Linked DNA regions of Homo sapiens: region 1 is linked to region 2. A link is an interaction called in ENCODE POLR2A ChIA-PET data of the cell type or tissue named here. Cell type or tissue: PC-9. All regions are shown on one strand. Region 1 overlaps E2F8 (E2F transcription factor 8). Region 2 overlaps ZDHHC13 (zDHHC palmitoyltransferase 13).

The links. ChIA-PET counts read pairs that join two places held together with the same protein. Peaks named below come from ENCODE experiments on the same cell type or tissue, not always from the same donor. Only the 100,000 strongest peaks of a DNase experiment are listed, where the experiment ranks them.
Region 1: POLR2A ChIA-PET joins it to region 2 with 7 read pairs; 4 of 35 experiments call an interaction of 5 or more read pairs at or near these places.

Annotation. Positions count from the first base shown.
Region 1 is chr11:19,230,626-19,235,625 of GRCh38, reverse strand. It overlaps E2F8 (E2F transcription factor 8), which reads left to right. Exons shown (of 13, transcript NM_024680.4): 5 at 568-882; 6 at 1,105-1,266; 7 at 3,255-3,392; 8 at 4,792-4,995. The region is part of intron 1 of CSRP3-AS1 (CSRP3 and E2F8 antisense RNA 1); the gene reads right to left. Among named protein-coding and RNA genes, the nearest start is that of E2F8, 7.8 kb to the left of the region's middle. RefSeq lists an enhancer at 2,108-3,307. In PC-9, no CTCF peak of the experiment used is centred here; a DNase peak (open chromatin) is centred at 2,515; H3K4me3 peaks cover 1,029 bases; H3K27ac peaks cover 2,819 bases.
Region 2 is chr11:19,164,212-19,169,211 of GRCh38, reverse strand. ZDHHC13 (zDHHC palmitoyltransferase 13) reads right to left here. Exons shown (of 17, transcript NM_019028.3): 12 at 4,849-4,911; 13 at 4,067-4,160; 14 at 2,827-2,910. Among named protein-coding and RNA genes, the nearest start is that of CSRP3-AS1, 30 kb to the left of the region's middle. In PC-9, no CTCF peak of the experiment used is centred here; no DNase peak of the experiment used is centred here.

The DNA of each region.
Region 1 (5,000 bases), 66 kb before region 2:
CCAGGCTGGAGTGCTGTGGCGCGATCTAGGCTCACTGCAAGCTCCGCCTCCCGGGTTCACACCATTCTCCTGCCTCAGCCTCCTGAGTAGCTGGGACTACAGGCACCCGCCACCACACCCGGCTAATTTTTTTGTATTTTTAGTAGAGACTGGGTTTCACCATGTTAGCCAGGATGGTCTCCATCTCCTGACCTCGTGATCCGCCCTCCTCGGCCTCCCAAGGTGCTGGGATTACAGGTGTGAGCCACCGCACCCGGCCTTTCTCATCCTTTTTAAAGTGCAGATCATAATACCTACTTCACAAGTTTAGGGTGAAAACTTCCTAAAGCTGTGTAGCACAACTTAGGCCCTCATTAAATGTTGCCTTTCTAATTCATATGATTTGTGCCCTTGGAAAGCAAGCACATGTCTTTCTCACCTTCACAGTATTTGTTGAGTATGTTCACTTACAGTTAGGAAAGTGATATTATCCAAGACCTACTGACTAATAAACCAATGGAAGAAAAAGCTATTCAATTCTAAACACGTTACAAAAATCTGTAACACACAATTGCACATTCTTTGTAGATGTTGAACGTCGACGCATTTACGATATCGTGAACGTCCTAGAGAGTTTACATATGGTGAGCCGCCTCGCCAAAAACAGGTACACTTGGCACGGGCGACACAATCTCAACAAAACCCTTGGCACCTTGAAGAGCATCGGGGAGGAGAATAAGTACGCCGAGCAGATTATGATGATCAAAAAGAAAGAATATGAGCAAGAGTTTGACTTTATTAAGAGTTACAGTATAGAGGATCATATCATCAAATCAAACACTGGCCCAAATGGACACCCAGACATGTGTTTTGTGGAACTCCCTGGAGTGGAATTTCGGGCAGGTGAGAGATGGTAGTGAAAACTCCAGGCGGCATGGCATTTGTCCTCTGTCTAAGGAAAAGGTTCTGTGGAGAACACAGCTCTAAAGCTACTGCTGCCTTTAATGTTCAGATGCCACAGTTGTCAGCTGTATGATCAGGTGGTAGTATTTTTAGCCTTGTTACTTTAGAAGTCACTTGTCCCTTTATGAATTTTAATTCTCTAATCCTCATCCTTCTCTAAAGCTTCTGTAAACAGCCGCAAAGACAAGTCTTTAAGGGTAATGAGCCAGAAATTTGTGATGCTGTTTTTGGTGTCAACGCCTCAGATAGTAAGCCTAGAAGTTGCTGCCAAGATTTTAATTGGGGAGGACCATGTGGAAGATTTGGATAAAAGCAAGTTTAAAAGTAAGTGTCATGACTGCCATGGATTTTTGAACCTATTCTTAAACAATAAAATCTCAGTCGTAAACTCATTTCCAAATTAGGAAACATAGGTGCATAAACAGATCTTCTCTAATTATGTTTTTATATCTTCTCCCCAGAAGCCATGATAATATTGATTTAGCTAACTTGTTATGATACATAAGTATCACTACTCTTTTTTTTTTTTTTTTTTTTTAGACGGAGTCTAGCTCTTTTGCTAGGCTGGAGTGCAGTGGCGAGATCTAGGCTCACTGCAACATCTGCCTCCCGGGTTCCAGCAATTCTCCTGCCTCAGTCTCCGGAGTAGCTGGGATTACAGTTGCGCGCCACCACACCCGGCTAATTTTTATATTTTTAGTGGAGACGGGGTTTCACCATGTTGGCCAGGAGGATCTCGATCTCTTGACCTCGTGATCCACCCACCTCGGCCTCCCAAATTTTGGGAGGCCTCCCAAAATTACAGGCCTGAGCCACTGCGCCTGGCCAAGTATCACTACTCTTATTTGACACATTGCTTCATTTGATATTGTAACATTGTTCTCAAAAGTAAACACGGCCAGGCGCGGTGGCTGAAGCCTGTAATCTCAGCACTTTGGGAGGCCGAGGAGGGCGGATCATGAGGTCAGGAGATCCAGACCAACCTGGCTAACACAGTGAAACCCCGTCTCTACTAAAAATACAAAAAAATTAGCCGGGCGTGGTGGCGTGCACCTGTAGTCCCAGTTACTCAGGAGGCTGAGGCAGGAGAATGGCGTGAACCTGGGAGGCGGCGCTTGCAGTGAGCCGAGATCGCGCCACTGCACTCCAGCCTGGGGGACAGAGCAAGACTCTGTCTCAAAAAAAAGGAAACACTAGAAGAATCTGTTCTGTGTGAGCTCTAAATGAGAGTAAATTGTAAAGTGGGTCTGCACCCTGGTCTCCTTCCACTGATGCTGATTACAGAGGGTTTATAAATGACTCATAAAATTGTCCCCAGAAGTGACCTGCAGCACAGGTAGTCTGCCATTTTGAAAGAATGGTTTTAGCTAGATTACCTGCTCAAAATTGGGAAGGGACTGTAGATTGGATTCCTAACAAAAGAGCTATGCCCTCACCATTACACCAGACTTTGCAGGAAGGGTGTGGAAAGAAGTGCTCAGCGGATGGGGAGGAGCACTTGGCTCGGGAGATCGGGAGATCTGCAATTTCAGAAAACACGTCCTGATACTACTGAGGGGTTACTTGCCTTTTGTGAGTCACCGGATAGTTTTCATCTTTGTTTCACTGGTTAGTCATAGCCTTGAAAACTATTCCAGGAACTGCAGAGGTGTAAGTTACTGAATCCCCAGGGAATTCAGAACCTTCTGATATGGCTAGGAAGGAGACTCGATTTGTAATTTGTACTATCAAGATGGCAGTAAAAAACAGACTTTTTGTAACAAAACTCTTTAAGATATGTGAGGTTTGTCAAGTTCACAGATCTATGTTTTGCATGTTACATAGACAGTATTAAAAAATTACACATGTTGATGGAGTACAGAATTTTCCATGCTGCCATAGTAAATAAATTTTGTTATAAGCTATTACAAGCAGAAAAGCAAGACATTTATCACAGATACTTTTACTTCTCTGCTCATAAAATTCTTCTGAATCCTCATTAGAAGATACCCAGGAATGGTGACTTTATTTTTGAAACAGTCTGTAACATAGTTTCAGATAGGGTGATCTCATCAAGTCGTTTTTCCTTTGTCAACGTATGCTATTGTCATTTCAACATTGAGTACTAGCAGTAATTGAGTCTTTTAAATATTTAAAACTTTTTTATCTTAATTAAAGTTGTATCACCAGAAGAACTTAAAAGGAGGCAGATGTTTCTCTGTCTGACATTGATGGTTAAGACAGCTCTTAGAATATACATGAAGTCCTTCTGAAGGAAAATTCTTTGATCTTTTCATTATTCCATTAAGTGGTATATATACTTTTTTTCCCAGCAAAAATTAGGAGGTTGTATGATATAGCTAATGTTCTGAGTAGCCTGGATCTTATCAAGAAAGTTCATGTTACAGAGGAAAGAGGCCGAAAACCAGCTTTCAAATGGACCGGCCCAGAAATCAGTCCAAATACCAGTGGTATGTATTTTTTTCTTTCACCCTCTGCTTTATTATTTGTGTGTGTGTTTTTCTAATTTTTAATTTCCAGTGTGTGTTGTTCCCCTCCCTGTGTCCATGTGTTCTCATTGTTCAACTCCCACTTACGAGTGAGAACATGCAGTGTTTGATTTTCTATTCCTATGTTAGTTTGCTGAGGATGATGGCTTCCAGCTCCATCCGTGTCCCACAGAGGACATGATCTCATTTCTTTTTATGGCTGCATAGTATTCCATGGTGTATATGTACCACATTTTCTTTATCCTGCTTTATTATTTTGAATTAATGCACATTGGGAGATATTTTCCCTTCCCCTTCCTACTCACCGCCCCACATGGAAAAGATATATATGATTGAAAAGATGATTCAAGATGAATGGCAATATAGAAAGTTTGGCTACTGGCTCCATCAGCTAACCAAGATCCATAACAACCTCCCACCCTGTGTTCAAGAAGTACAATCTGTATGTGAAAGCATTCGGAAAGTTGAAAGCACCACAAAGCATAAAACACTATTGCTGCTATGCGGCACAGTGACCACAACAGAACCTGTGCCCATTGAGAATATGAAATGAGTTCACTCTGGTATCAAAGTAGATATTTCTAGCCTTCATCTTAACTCTGCGATGCTGACATTTTGCATTCTACCAAAGATCCCCACCCAGAATCATTGAAAATGACAAGAACGTGGGCCATGAAGACAGAGGGAAACTTAGGTTCCATTCCAAGCCCTGCCACTCTGGCTTTGCGGCCTGAGACAAGCTACTTCTTCGAGGATTAGTTTTCTCCTTGGTGAAATGGGAAGAACAATGGCACCTCAGTGGAGTTACTGTGATTTTGGTATAATCTCAGAGAGAGGTCCTTTCGTGCAGGAATTTGGAGTGAAAATTCCGGGGCCATATTGACCAGGTTCATATCCCAGGCCCACATGCTCCCAGTTGAGAGACCTTGAGCCAGTAGGTTAATGTCTGTGTGGGTCAGAGCTCTCATCTCCGACACAGGGCTGCATTTCTTGAGGAACAGTTACCTCATGGAGCTGTGAGGATCACCCATATTTCATCAGATCTAAGACTTCACTGATTGTAAGATGCACAATTCTTTCTATATCACTAAGAAAGAAAAATCACTAATAACTACACTCTAGCACACCACTGGTTATAAGATATAGTGCAGTTTCAGAAATGCTAATGTAGGAAATATTGTGTCTCAGAATCCATTTAATAAGATAAACAAGGCTTTCTCTGTAAAGCCCTTAGAACAGTGACAGGCACATGGTCGGTGCTCTGTAACTTGCCACTTTTATTCCTAAAATTGTTTTATTTCATATCCCAAAAGCCAACTGAGCCATCCAGGTTTTAATACACAGACGTTTTCTGTTTCAGGCTCCAGCCCAGTCATTCATTTTACTCCCTCTGATTTGGAGGTGAGACGGTCTTCAAAAGAGAACTGTGCCAAAAACCTCTTTTCCACACGTGGGAAACCAAACTTTACTCGACACCCATCTCTTATCAAATTGGTAAAGAGTATAGAAAGTGATCGGAGAAAGATAAATTCTGCGCCCAGTAGCCCTATCAAGACCAACAAAGGTATG
Region 2 (5,000 bases):
GCTGTTGATTGGGAAAGAATATCTATTTTCTTTCAGTTTATGGATTTCTACTGCTCCCTTCTGGGAATTCTTTTGATAATACAGCATGATCTCACACTGAAGTTTTCAGAATACTGGTTTTCAGATTTAATATCAAAGATACAACAGCAAGTTGTCACGTACATTATCTTATGCAATGTAACACTTTAATTTGTGCTAATACATTCTTATCAGCTGGCCAGTGGCTAATGGTAGGGAACTCACATCATTCCAGGTCAAACGTTTTCATCTTTAGATGGCTCTGACAGTTACAGAGTTCTTCCTGATGGTAATCTACAATCTTTCTTTCTGTAACTTGTAGGATGCTGACACTTTTGGAGTCACTTACTATCCACCTTGTAAACAGACCTTACAAAAGATGAAATGGATGGAGGCTGTACAGAAGTAGCAGCTATTGGATCACATGAGAAGGAGAGTATAGAGCAGGGCTCTAGTAATACAGCATTAATGGTAAACAAGGGAGGTGGGATGACAGTGAGGCCTCATTAGAGAAATGGAGCACAAGTTCATGTTTTGTCTGTGAAATAATAATAAATGACACAAGGCCCTCATTCAGTGTAAAGAAATATTGCTGGAATATAAATGGAATAAAGGTAACAAAATACACTCAGCTAGTTTATACAGTTGTAAGTGAATATAAGGTGGGACTGTTCTTATGAAACAAAATGTAATATGAAAATTGGTTCAGAGCCAGAGAAAAAAGACAAAGAGAAGGGAAGAATCAACATGTGTAATAAAAAAACTAACTTGGAAAGACTGAATGTGATGGAAAATCACTTCTGTCCTTATCAATACAGTCTTATGCTGGTCATAGATGCCAAACAAAGGTGACTATTTTTAGTGAAGAGAGAGAAGAGAAGAGAGGCAGGAGTGGTGTAAACTCTGGCTCCTCTCCCATAGGATCCAGTCCAAGAGACAAGTTGGTCTATGTGCCAACTTACAAAGGTTTTCCAGGAATATGCTTTACTGTCAGGCCTTGAAAGGCAGCTTTCTCAATAGAACCAAGCGCTGTCAAAAACTCTTTTACTTTTTACACCATAAGACATAATCTAAGAAGTTTTAAAAATCGAATGCTGGCCAGGTGCAGTACTTCACTTTGGGAAGCTGAGGCAGGAGAATCACTTGAGGCCTGGAGCTTGAAACCAGCCTGGGCAACATGGTGAAGATGCCATCTCTACAAAAAATTTAAAAATTAACTGGGCACGGTGACAGGCACCTGTAGTCTCAGCTATTTGGGAGGCCAAGGCAGGAGGATCACTTGAGCACAAAAAGCTACGGCTGCAGTGAGCCATGATGGTGCCGCTGCATTCCAGTCTGGGCGACAGAGTGAGACCCTGTCTCAAAAAATACATTAATAAATAAGCAAAAAACAAACAAATAAAATTAAAATTAATTAAAATAAAAATAGAATGCTCAGGGTTACTGGTGGCCTTTTTGACAAGAACTGAGCTCAGAGATTACAACCTTCTGACTATTAGACCTATTTAAAATGGTGACAGTCACATTTAGCTACAAAAGCATTGCCTAGTGATCAAAGACACCCAAGGCGTCAGGTAGGAAAGGGTCTGACAAGGTAACTGAAGCCCTCCATGCCTATGGCAGGGCAAAAAATAACTCATTACACATAGATACTAGTTAATAATCTCTAAAAATGAAACCCCAAACAAAACAAAATTTGTAATACTTGATATTTCTAGGGAGGGAAACTGGGAGCCTGGGGGGCAAGTGTACAAAGAATTGCCTTTCGAAAACTAACAAAAATTTTAAACTAAAGAGACAGAGAGACACAGAAGAGAGAAAGAGAGGAAAAATGTGTATGTGTATTGGGCTTATGATGCTAAGGGGAAAATAACATTCTTAATGTCTTTCGGAATTACTCCAGACTTCAGCTCAAGCAACAAACTAGTACCCTACTGGTAAAGTCTAAGATTTGACCAAGAATGTAACAAGAGGGTGGATGGAAGTGAAGCCTCTGTGTTTAGAGCCCAATTCTCCAAAAGCCTTAAAATAAATAAATAATAAACAGTTAAAGTCCAAATAAATAAACTACAAGCACTATAGGTTTTTCCAGTTAGGTAACCTATTTCCAAGGTCTGAAAAACATAATAATGCAATTCTTAAGACATAGCCAAAATCTTTCTTGGTTCAATTTAAACCCTGTCCTTCTTAGTCAACCACCTCAGAACAGCTGGCTGTCATTCCCTATGTGAGACCCCTATATACTTTTTTAAACCGCTACTGAAAGCTTTTTTCCTTCCTCAGGGCCGCAGAATAAGTGATCTAATGTTTTCTTCCAAGTTACTATTTCCAACCTTTTAACTGTTAGTATTCCCATCAGTTCTCAGTTTCAACTTGATACTTACCAAATGGCATGGGCTTTCAGAGGTTTGTTCCTTAATGACTGGACAACTATCCCCCAACCTCTCTACCACTGACCTTTTTTTTTTTTTTTTCCTGTTTTATTCAGTTACCACCTCCAGCTTTGTACTTCAGCAGCTGACTTTCCTTCTTCACTGGGGAGCAAATCTGCACTTGCCTTAAATGAATTTCTATTTTTGACTACTTTTCAAATTTATCACATTTTTTTCCTAAAGTACTGAGAACTAACCTCATCTTGTATTTCTTGCAGCTTCCCAATGCTGAGGGAGTCTTAGAGGCATTTGCTTTGTTTTTATTAGGAGTATGGTTTATAGTCACCCAGCCAGAATGTGATATACAAGGGTTTACAAGGAAAAGTAGAAATGGGTGTAGATGTATGTGCTTGTTGTAAGAAAAATTTACACTTACAGATGAAAGATCCATATATAATCCAGCCACATACCATGGAAAGGAAAAACAAGAAGAATATGTAATAGTGATGGTTGCCAAAACCTCAAGAAAAAAGAAAAAAAACATACTTAATATTTTCGTTTCTTCTGATTTTCAACATAAGACCTCCTTAACCACTTTCCTGTCAAAAGTCTTCACCAAAGTAAAACAGAAATAAAGCTGTTGCTTTGCTTTTAAGTACCATTAAATCAAACCACACATTTCTGATATGTCACAGTCAATTGTCCATGTTAACTGAACTAATATTTATTCATTGCTTACTTAAAAGAAGATACTTTTTTGGACTAGAATAAAGTTAACTAAGCAAACACTGCTCTAGGCTGGCCTATTCTGTGATGGAAGGAAGAGAAGCAGGCAGGAATTTGGACAAATCATACCCTGTCTCTTTCTTCCTTCCATGCAACATGTTTGTAAAAGTGCAACTTCTGGAATAGAATAAAGTTAACTAAGCAAACACTTTTCTAGCTAGGCTGTCCTATCCTGTGACAGAAGTAAGGGAACCAGGCGGGATTTTGGACAAATCATACCCAGTATCTTTCCTCCTTCCATGTAACATGTTTGTAAAAGCACCACCTCTGAATATCAAGGATTGACTTAATCAGGGGGAACACAGAAAACGAAACTGAGGAGCAGCAACAAATTTACATGTTGCTACTGGACATGCAAAGAGTGGCAACCCACAATCTGAGAAACTTCTACAGAAGGGAAGAAAGCGGGAAGGGCAAGGCAGCTAAGTCTTCTCTTGCACACGCTGCCTTCTCAATGCTGGAGATGGGAGCATTTCAATGCTAATGACACAAATACTCCTCAGCTACTACATCATGGTCCGACCTTCTCCTGGAGCAGCAAAACCCGGCAGAAGGAACAACACCCATTGGAATCAGGAGACCTAGGCTTATGTATTACTAGTTGTGTCACTGTAAGTTAAGTGTTTTAACTTCTCTGATCTAGCGTTTTTACAAGTAATATGGAGATAATATTTTTTCTGTCTACTTCACAGGCCTGTGGCTACCAAACAGAATGATGCATGTGCAAATATTATGTTACCTGTAGCATAATAACGATGCATGGGCCCATTGCTATTGGAATACTAGAATATTGAAAATGGAGCCCTAGGATGCCCTTCCACTTTTTCTGTGAGTCATAACTAAACATATGCTTAACTTCACAGTAGTAATTGAAAAATTAAATCTCTCACCTATGCACCGTCCAGTCCACAGGCAGTGTTGATCATATCGAGCCACACAGCAGTTGCATACATGGCAGTGGAGTGACCTTAATGGCTTCCTTATCTAAGTGGGCAATTAAGAGAGGCCTAAGCAAAAACCAGTGTCTCAAAGTGGTAACAAATCACAAGCAAAATTTTAACTTTAGGTCACAGAGGCATTGGCACAAATCCTAAACAGACCATCAATTCACACAGAGGCTGTGGAATGCCTTATTAGTATTTACTTCCATATGTCTACTTTGATTAGGACATCACTAAGTGGGATCTGAATTCCAGAGCCTGTTCACACTGGCTAAGCAGAAATGAGGCAGTACCACAGAGCAAAATAAGCACTCAACCAAGGGAAGGAAACCCAAGTTCCATTTTTAGCACCACCAATAATTTGGGAGAATTTACTTCCTCCCTTGATTCCTCAATTGCAAAATGAGAGGTTTCACTAAGTGGTTTCTAAGGTCATTATGAGCCTCTGATTTGACGTTAGTTCTAATATATGCTTCATGACAGAGAAAAGCAAATAAAACACACAATGGATAATTCACGGAGAGATGTAACCAGAGACAACTTCAAGAGATTATAAACATCATTCTGCCATATGTTCAAGACAGAAAGCTGTTCAGACAGGAATGTAAAATTAGAAATGGGTAAAAACAAAGGTGTATAAATATACCATGAAGATCTGACAAATGCTTACATCAGCAACGTTACCAAGACTTTGCTTTCACTACGGAAAAAAATTATATGAAAAAACTCACAAGACATGATGTACAAAATGTTCTGAAGTCCAGAGAGCCAGTTTCTGCAAGGGTGATGATATTCTGAAAGACATGAAGTTTGACCTATTACCACATTTTATTGGAAAATGTATTATGCATGGTTATACACCATTCTCACAGTTCTCGCTCCA